Regions from separate parts of the Mus musculus genome. Here region 2 is linked to region 1. A link is a loop called in an ENCODE intact Hi-C map of the cell type or tissue named here. Cell type or tissue: heart. All regions are shown on one strand. Each heading gives the region's core, and the rest is flanking DNA. Links, peaks and the distances in the headings are about the cores only.

What was found. Hi-C counts contacts between places; a loop is a spot of excess contacts. Peaks named below come from ENCODE experiments on the same cell type or tissue, not always from the same donor. Only the 100,000 strongest peaks of a DNase experiment are listed, where the experiment ranks them.
Region 2: a loop joins it to region 1, with 2.7 times the contacts of the local background. A loop is called at or near these places in 4 of 42 quality-filtered maps.

The regions. Positions count from the first base shown.
Region 1 is chr1:155,222,259-155,227,127 of GRCm38, reverse strand. BC034090 (cDNA sequence BC034090) reads left to right here. Exons shown (of 10, transcript NM_001370865.1): 5 at 680-2,217; 6 at 3,697-3,853. Among named protein-coding and RNA genes, the nearest start is that of Gm31102, 18 kb to the left of the region's middle. In heart, for the core only: a CTCF peak has its summit at 2,738 (motif pointing right); a DNase peak (open chromatin) is centred at 2,847; H3K4me3 peaks cover 531 bases; H3K27ac peaks cover 1,647 bases.
Region 2 is chr1:155,530,948-155,535,816 of GRCm38, reverse strand. No RefSeq gene overlaps it. Among named protein-coding and RNA genes, the nearest start is that of Gm5532, 6.3 kb to the right of the region's middle. In heart, for the core only: no CTCF peak of the experiment used is centred there; a DNase peak (open chromatin) is centred at 2,526; H3K27ac peaks cover 413 bases.

The sequences.
Region 1 (4,869 bases), core at 1,425-3,924:
TAAAGGGTCGCAGCATTAGGAAGGTTGAGAACCACTGCTTTTAAGGGAAGACAAAGAAAATAAAGTCCCTATGTGTTCTGTACGGACACACAGATCCAGAGTTTTATTTTCAAATGTTTTTATTATGTGACTGGTTGAATCTCCAGATGTAGAGCTCCTCACACAGGACTGACTGAACATGTTTCTACAATCTGTCACTGTCCACACACACACACCCACACACACACACACACACACACACACACGTATACACACACACGTATACACACGTGCATACACATGCACACATACACACACATGTATACACACATGCACACACAGAGTGCACATAAGGTCTGCCTTCTTTCTTCTGCATAGTCCCTGGCTTAGTAGCTTTTCTTGTTAACTCATGCTGAGCCCAGCAGTAGAGAGTGAGTTAAAAATAAAGAAGGATGTATCAGTTTTGTTGAGCAGCTGTGTACTCAGATGTTTTGAGATGTGCTCATCCTGCAGGGCTTGGGGCTTGTCACGTGTCTTCCCGGGAGCCTGACTGGGGGTAACCTTGTGGATTGTTGGTACCGTCAGGCACCATGGGAGAATGTGCCCCAGAGTGGTGAGGCCTGGGCCAGAGCACATCCAGGGCACACTGGTTATCCTCTCCACCTCCCTGCATGTGACTTTTCTCCTGTCTCTTCACTAGAAATGGCCAGAGAAGCCCAGCCCCGGAATTGAGGACCACCTCTGCCTACAGAGAGAACCTCCAGAATGGGAACTTGAATGACCCCTCCAGCATAGAGTCCAGCAATGGGCAGTGGCCCAAGCAAGAAATGCCCCTGTCTCATGTCCGTTTTGAAGATGAGTCTGCCCACGAGGCTGAATTCCGGTACCTGGACCGGCTTCAGCAGCGCCAGCGTCAAGTGTTAAGCACAGTGCTCCATGCTGTGGACCAAGGACCTCTACGCTCCAAACCCGACCTAACCAACTACATTAACCGCATTGTAGGGAATAGCTCATTTCATAGGGCCGTGGGCTGCCTGGACCAGAGTAACTTCCCTGTACCACCACCTCCTTGGGACAATGAGAGGAAGTGTCCAGCCTGTGGCAGCTGTCTGGAGGAGCGTTGCCCTGCTGAGGAGAGGGCAGCCTCTGACCTGAGAGTCCTCCGGAGTCTCCAGGCTGCCTGTGAGGCAGAGGCAGTACTGCTGGGGCCCTGTAATTCCCATGGTCTGAGCTCCCCATTCCCAGGGCTCCACACAGAATGGATCCGGGAAACACACATCACAGACACTGTTGCCACACACCCTGAGGAAGAGGAGGACTCTGCCCTGGACAGCACCCACAGTTCAGACAGCTGGAAAGATGGTACTGATGCCAGGACCTCTCAGTCTAGCAGGGCAGGTGAGCAGATCCGAGTGAGCAGCCCCCAGCAGCGGTGGCATGGGTCTAGGCCCCAGGGAGGTCCCAGGTGGTCCAGAAAGGCTGAGGCGGAGCTGCCCTGCGGCCTTCAGGCCTGGTCTCACCTGCCCCAGCTTGATGATGGGGTTGTAGGAGGGGAGGGGAGAGAAGCCAGTGGACACATACCTCAGGGGACTCTGTTTCCAGAGGAAGATGCTGTGCCTAAACCTGCCTTGGAACCTAAGAGACCTTGGTCCCAGGGGCAGCTTGGACCTCGGTCAGGAAGTCACTGTGCCCACCCCGAGGACTGCAGATCTCCATGCAGGACAGCTTATGCTGTGCCGTTTTCCAAGACACGTGGGTCCTCAGGATCAGGCCAACCACCAGACCAAGTTCCTGAAAGCCATGAGTCTCTGAAAACTCTCTGCACTTCTCCCCTCCAACGGAGCCATGAAGAGCCCTCTGCACCCCTCCCAGCCTCACAGTCAACATTGACCCTCCCCGAGGAAGTGCCAACCCCTCCTTCTTTGAGGAAATCCCTCTGCCCTATGCCTCCGAGGAAGTCAGTCCAGAAGGGGCATCACTGGCAGGAACACCAGGCAGAGCATATGGATAGCCCCCTGCCTGTGTCCCCTCCAAGAACTGTGGTTCTCACGCGACCCCAACCCCAACCCTGTAGCCCCCAAGTCAAGCATCCACTGCTGGACCTGTTCAACAACAACTCCAGCAGCAGCATCCCTCTAGGGCTGCAGGGGCCCTCAGGAGTGGCTGTCCACAGGAATAGATCTGAAAAGGACCAGTGCTGTCAGGAGCCTGTGCTGCCTCTGGAGAGCAATGGAGATGGTAAGGACTGCTGTCATTTGCTCTCCATCCTAATCACCTTAGGATAAGGCCCATAACTCCCCCTCCCCCCAGCCCCCAGCACCTTGTGGATCCCTCAGAGCAGCAGCAGGCCTGCAGGATGTAGGGGAGCACCAGCTGGGTGCAGGACTTAGCAAGAGCATGGAGCAAGTTAGCCAGTGTTCTGTGCTTGGGGGATGGGGAGCAGGGGCTTGGACCTCGGTGGGGATGGAGCCAGATGGGAACTCTGGGGTGTGTAGGGGAAGCTTCAGTCCACAGCTGCTGGGGCCAGGCTTTGTGGGCATTTGACTCTTGTAAACTATGAGTAATCTACTGTTGTTTAGAAGAGTGACTACCGACAGTCACCTGCCTCTTCCACCTTCTCTCTTCTGTGCTTTGCACTGCCTTGTTCACTGTTGGTCATGCACCCTGTACAAGCTCAGACCTGTCCTGCGCACTGTGGGAAATTACTCAAGCAGGCTCCCTGCCCTTAAGGTTCTCTGTGGTCACACGTGTCTGTGGGGTGCAGTGACCAGCAGGGGGAGCACTACAGCAAGCTGCCGCTCTGATCCCTCCGTGGCCCTGGTTGTCCGACCTGCTAGTAGATTCTAATGGGCAAGGCTGCCAAAGCTCCTTGCCCTAGGGAGGAGGAGTCTCGCCGTGGGCAGATTCTGTGCCCGCTCTGATCCGCACTGCTGTGATCCCAGCGGACAGCAGTGAAGTTGCTGAGGCAAAGCCTCTCCCCCCTAGTTGTTCTGCCTCCACCCATCTCCCGCCCTCCACACCGAGCTCAGCTGTGCCTCCCTCTCCTGTGTGGGCTCCAGGCTGGTGTGAACCTAGCCACGTCCTGCAGACCTTCTGAGATGCAGTGACCTTTCTGGGAACCCTGAGTCTGCACTTCCTTGAGAACTTAGTGAGGATTCTCTTATTAGTGACAGGGCCCCTGGGTAACCGCTTCCTCTCTCTATCCTCATGTTTTCTTATCTAGACGGGGAGGGTTAAGATACAGCCTGTCTCGTGGGAACCACAGGGCAAGTCTATGAAGGGTTCAGTCACCCTTCATATCACCAAGTGCATACAATGGACCCAAGATGGAAGCTATAGTAAAAGCTGTGGCAATTTTAGATTGTTTCCCCAGTTCTCGACTGTGTCCCTTGACACGGAATGGGCATGACCTACCACAAGTAACTAACACTTAACAAATACTTATTAGGTGCCCAGCTGGGTGATGGGGTAACAGTAGTCCACAGTCCTCCATAGCACCCCCACTCTTATCCTCAAAGTTTCCAGTTTAGCAGATGCTCAAGGATGAGCCCCGCCTCCTTCACTGACTGCTTCCTGGGCTTCTACTGCTTCTGCTCCTACGGCTCCCACCTCTCCCCGGCATCTCCTGCTCCTCAGGTCAGGCTGGGAAATGGGCCTTTCCCCCGTGTGACCTGTGGGGACAGTCATGTAGCAGGGGCGGCTCTGTGGCTGTTGCAGGAACACTCCAGGACTCTCTCCAGTCAGTGGATATCGCCACTGTCAACTCTACAGCCATCACCCTCGCCCTTACCTCAGAGGAGCCTGAGCGCAGCCAGGAGTGGGGAGGAGGTTCACAGAGGACAGGATCCAGCTCTGGGGGCCATGTGCCCACTGGGTGAGTGGCAGGAGCAAGCCCTGACGACATAAGGCATGCTGGATGGGGACATACCACCTGGAGCATAGTGTCTCTTAACTTCCTCTTCCAGACCCAGAAGGCCCTAGACCACATCCTGGTGCCCTAAACCACCCTCCCTAATTCTGTGTGTGTGTGTGTGTGTGTGTGTGTGTGTGTGTGTGTGTGTGTGTGTGTGTTGTACATGTGTGCTCATAGGGAAAACCGGGTACACGTGTGTCTGGGGACACATGGCTGTACGTATCTAAGTATATATACAGGCCAGATGTTAACATTGGGGGAATCTTACTTAGTTGCCTCACACCGTGTGTTTGAACCCCCAACCCACATTGTCTCTGCCTCCTGGAACTGGGGTTACAGACGTGCTGCTCTGCGTGGCCTGGCTTGTAAGTGGGCACTGGGGATCTGAACTCAGGTCCTCAGGCTTCTATGCCACTTCTATGCACTTGACCTACTCCAGCCCCACCTTTGCTAATTCTCTTTATCTGACGGACTTCATTGAGGCACGGAGTAATATCCCCACCCTTGAGCCCCAGCTACTAATGATACAGCTGAGGGCCACAGCCCTCAAGGTGCTCCCAGGATGCAAACTGATCCCCTTCCTTGCACCAGCTGAGGCCTAGCCACCTGAGACCTTGCTGGAACCTCCTTGGACCAAGTTCAAAGCCTAGGCAAACCTGGTACTTGTAAGGGCTTTCCCAGCTCCAGACTGTATCCTGTGACTGCACACAGCACTCGGCCTCCTGACGGCCCAGACAGGTCTGGACGGTTGCCACAATGTGAGGACTGTCTGGCCAGTTCCTCCTGGACATCTCTCTCAAGTATCTAGCTGTTCCCTCAATAAAAACACCACGGTTGCTTTCCCCACACCCCCTTCCCAGCAGCTGTGGTGCTGTCCCCACAGCTTAGACCTCGATCTGCCTCCTCCTGCTTTCCCTCCCTTACCCACCGGCAGCCCTCGCCAGCCCCCAGCCCCTCTCTCTACCATCTGGTCTAAG
Region 2 (4,869 bases), core at 1,082-3,581, 310 kb before region 1:
ATGGTTAAACATGGATAAAACAGGAATAAAGCTGTGGAAAAGGAAAGCTAAATTCCCCAAGAGTGAAAGAATTGGATGTTTCCTGGGGTAGTTTATGGAAGTCACTATGGAATTGTGGGTAGAAATAGAAGAGTATTGATAAACAAACAAACAAAATCTCTTCAAATATTAAATAACCAAGAATATTTGTAGGCCATTAATAAAAATTAAACCCTCTCTTCAGTAGCCATCAAATAAATCAAGAAAACAGTAAGTTATCTAAGTGCATTAAACATGACTCTGAAATGAGAATCTGTAAACTATACAAATGCTGGTACTGTCACATATTCACACACACACACACACACACACACACACACACACACACACACACGGCACACATTCTCACATACACAATCTCCTGCTGTTTCAATTGATTCTAATACACATGTTTTCCTCCTGATTTTTCAGTTATAATTTTCTTATCAGTCATGTACTATAGATCTATTCAAATAGCCAAATAATGAATTACCAGTCAAGGATCTGTCCCTGAAATTCAGTAGCTGTCCAGTTCCTGTCACATTTGCTTTGCGTTTATAGAAGCTTTTGACGAACCATTTGAAACTAAGGTGCAGGTATCATGACCCGTCAGCCATGATTTAAAAGAAATTCTACTGTAAGACCCCCAATTTTTAATATTAGTTTTTAAAAAATGACTCAAAGAACCATATTGTCATATAAAATATTTAAAAACAAAAAGAGGTGTAGCTGCGATACTTCATCCTAGACACACAAGTGTCATTTTCTGTCCTTTCAAATAGTCATCTAACTTTCACGTAATATATCTATCTTCCATGGGTCATACATTTACCAACGTGCATATTATTAATCTTAGATTTGAACCTTCTTTAGATAATAAGTGGGCATGAATTTTTGCTGTTGAACTGAAAGGCCTGTTTCATTTTGTATTTCGGTGCAAGATGATCGCTTTATGCAGAAACAAGACAGAGGAGAACACAGAGGATGGCCGAAAAGTTGCTCATCGTGAATGGAGGGTATGCTGTTTAGGTTTTTTGTTAACTTGATATAAACTCGTGTCATCTAGGAAGAGAGATCCTCAACTGAGAAGTTACCAACACATCAGATTGACCTGTATGCAACGTCTGTGGAATACATTCTTGATTAATGATTGATCTGGGAGAGTCAAGCCCACTGTGGGCGGCACCACTCATAGAAAGCAGGTGGAGCAGGTCGTGGAGACCGAAGCAGTAAGTAACATTCCTCCTTGGCCTCTGCTTCAGTTCCTTCCCTGAGTTGACTGTAAACTGTAAGCTGAAATAAACCCTGTCTCCCCAAGTCACCTCTGGTCATGGTGTTTATCTCAGAGGTAGGAAAGCACACCAATGAAGAGAACAAGGCTGACACTATGGAATTGTGGGTAGAAATAGAAGAGTATCTGTTATCATACGGACCTACCTCACAGTTATCCAAAGAACCTAGGACAATAGTTCTCAACCTTCTAATGCTGTGACTCTTTAATGCATTCTCCATGTTGTGCTGACCCCCAGCCATAACATTATTCTATTGCTACTTCATAACTGTAACTTTGCTACTGATATGGGGGATCGTGACTCACAGATTGAGAACCGCTGATCTGATACAATTAAACATTAATGTAAATGTACTCCAGGAGCTTCCTACTAAAACCTTTAAAGTTTATCTGGAGCCTTATTCTGGCTTCCTAATAGATCTTCCCTGGCAGGTATGCACCTGAATAAATCCTCTAAGGGTTATACCTCCCAGCTCTCTAAGAACTCTGTCTATGAACATATTAGGTCGTGAATAAGTAAGTTGTGAAGAATTCACTACTGATACCAATCAGGACAAAACAGACTGTTTGTGGCATTAACAAAATCCCCACGAACTTCAGTGACTTCACCTCACAGGTCTTTGATTTCCCCCCACCCCCACCCACACCCACACTGCTGTCCCGTTAATCACTTGCAGACCAGCCTGTGCTGGCAGGAGCCATCTTGACATGTTTCCATAGTCTCTAAAGCAGCAACAGAGAGAAATGAACAAATAGTGCCCTGGCACGGTCCCCTGGTCAGGGTGGTGCAGGTCATTTCTGCACATATCTCATGAGCCCAAGTGGATGTGGTCATTCCAGTTTAAAATAGGGGAACAAAATGCAGTCCTACTGTGTTCGTGGAATGAGAAGAAATCACAGACAGTCTCACTCTCTTGTTCTCCTTCCCTACTGTGTGCAAAAAGCAGATCATATTTCACAAGGGAAAGCCCCTCACAGGACAGTCACTTGCTGAATGACAAACAAGCCAGCCCTGAGGTACCTTACTTCCCAAAGCAATCCCATACCATATTTTCTAGGAGTAGTGCATAATTTCTGCAAACACAGCCCAGTTCCAAGACCCTCTGTAGTTTATGGAAAATGTTAACTTTGGTGACTGCAACTGCCCTGAGTCACACATCAGCAACACCTCTTTTCCATGGAAACATGAGACATTCGACAATTTCCCAACAACTGTGCTGGCCCAGATTAGAGGCGAAGGCTGGCATCCAAGTCACTTCACTTGCCCAGGCCTGGTTCCGGTCTCTGTGATTCATGGGAGACATAGCTGTGAATTTCCCAGTGTCTCTTGAACTTCAGGTACTGACTGGGGACTAGGCAGTGTGTTGTACCATTCTGGATTTTCTGTTGTCGTTACAAGAGTAACAAGTATGCCTTAGCAGACTGGAGGATTTAGTTACCTGACACCACAAAGGGCATGGCCTTGACACACGAGGACTTTGCACGGGCTTGCCACCCTCCTGGGCATATGTCCATCTGCTTTCCATTTGTAAAATGACTTCCTGTTTTGCTTTTGCAAGGTTGCCACTTGTCTGTCTGTAGTTTCTCTGTTTTGGAATTCCTTCTAAACACTCTTCCTTGGTGATAAGGAAGGTCATGACTGAAGAGCTGCCCTGTGAGCCGCTTCTCCGAGTGGCAGTCCTCATGCCAGTAACATCCATCCCTGAATCCCCACTGTGTGGGACTCCTCCCTGTACATGGTACTCAATCCATGAGAGTGAGAACACACGACAGGCTCATCTATGTGGTAGTTTTCTATCTTACAGCTGTGGCTCAAATGTAAAATATCCCCCATAGGTTTCATGTGTTTGAACACTTGGTCCCTCTAAGCTTGAAGCCCTGGTTTTAGGAAGTTGTGAAACCTTTGTGAGGTGGGGCGTGGGCATTTGGAAGCAGGTCATTAAGAATGAGGCTGTATGTGTGTCTGTCTGTAGGGGGTTGCTTGATTCTAGTTCTAGGCTATACTCTCTCTCCACTTCTTGCTTAGTGGCCGTGGGGACAAGCCATTGCTTCGTGCTCCCATGGCAGCCTATACTCCCCACGGCCATAGACCTCTGCTTTGCCAGCCATGGTCGGTTATGATCTTCTGAAACGGTGAACCAGAAGACTCTCCCCTCCCTGAAGTTATTTTGGCCAAAGCAATAGGAGTAGTAACTAACACTTCACTTTTCACGGATGGCAGAAACCTTATAAGGTACCAGATTGGAGTGAGAGACGCAGAGACATTTGCCATGTTAGACTGAGTGTCTTAGTCTATAGTTTCATTTTCCAGTTAGTTTCTCTGCTAAGTTTTTTACATTTTCTACTCATCCCTTTCCAGCCAAATTTAGCTGTTGGGCTGTCCTCAGAATGGACACATTCCTTGTTGTGAGCTGAACTGCATCTCTTCAAAAAAAAAAAGATAAGTAAAAATCCTAGTACTTCAGAATGCGGCCTTGGTAGGAAGTAGTGCCGTTGAAGATGTTAAAGTGAAGTTATTCTGGATTAGAGCGACTCTAATCCAAGTATGGCCAGGCGACATATAGAGAAAAAAGCAGGTGACCATCCATCGGCCTTTGGGATAGCAAGCTAGGGAATGCTAACAAATGTTGTCAAAACAGCAGTGGCTGGAAGAAGCAATGGACGATTTCCTTCTGTTGGTTATAAGGTGTCTCAGCTCCACCTCCACCTTGATTCTGGAGTTCTAACTGCCAGGACTGTGAGGCAGTTTCTGTTGTTCAAAGCTATTCAGTTTGTGTCGTGTGTCCCACCCTTGGGACAGTAGTCATCTTCGTCCCACATGTTCTGCTGCCTCTGTCTGGCTCACTCCCGGGGTTCATCAGAGAACATCTCCATCAGGATATACTGAAAGCAGCTCTTCTTGGGGTAGAACCTGTAAATCCAATCCAAATATTAGCCGGGCTGGTTCCTTTTGCCTTCCACTGCACCTGTGTCTGCTATGAGGCAGGACAGGGATAAACAGTGGGGGGACTCTGAAGGGGTTGACACAAAGAGATCGATGGTTAATTATAAAGAGTAAAATGATCATTAGAGGAAAAGCACAAAGAACATGAGACCTAAAAAGAAAAAAAGGAAACGGAGCCCGGGAGCGAAAAGTAGGATGACAAGAAAACGTGGCAGACTCGGAAGGGGCTGCACTCACCGTTAGCAGAGGCCATTTCTGGGCTCCCTGGCAAACAAGCTTCCTCCACATGCTTATGAGACAAGGGGGGGGGGTGAGGGGGAAAGGCTGGGTGCAGTGGGAGCAACTAATAATTAAAGCCAGAGCCCTAAGTGAGCTGGTAGTTGCCCTTGATTGCAAAGAAGGTCTGGGAAGGTATTCGGGAAGGTTATGCTGAGCAGGGTGACATCATGAAGAACAGCTTCGAGTAATGCTGAAAAAAAAAAGCAAGCCTGTGTTAGAACAAGCTTGGACAAAGAGAAAGTGAAAGAAAGAAAGGAAAAAGGAAGAGAGAAAGGCTGGAAGCAGGCTAGAAGGAGGTCTTCCTCAGAGACCCGTTATTCTCGTTATTCTCCTGTGC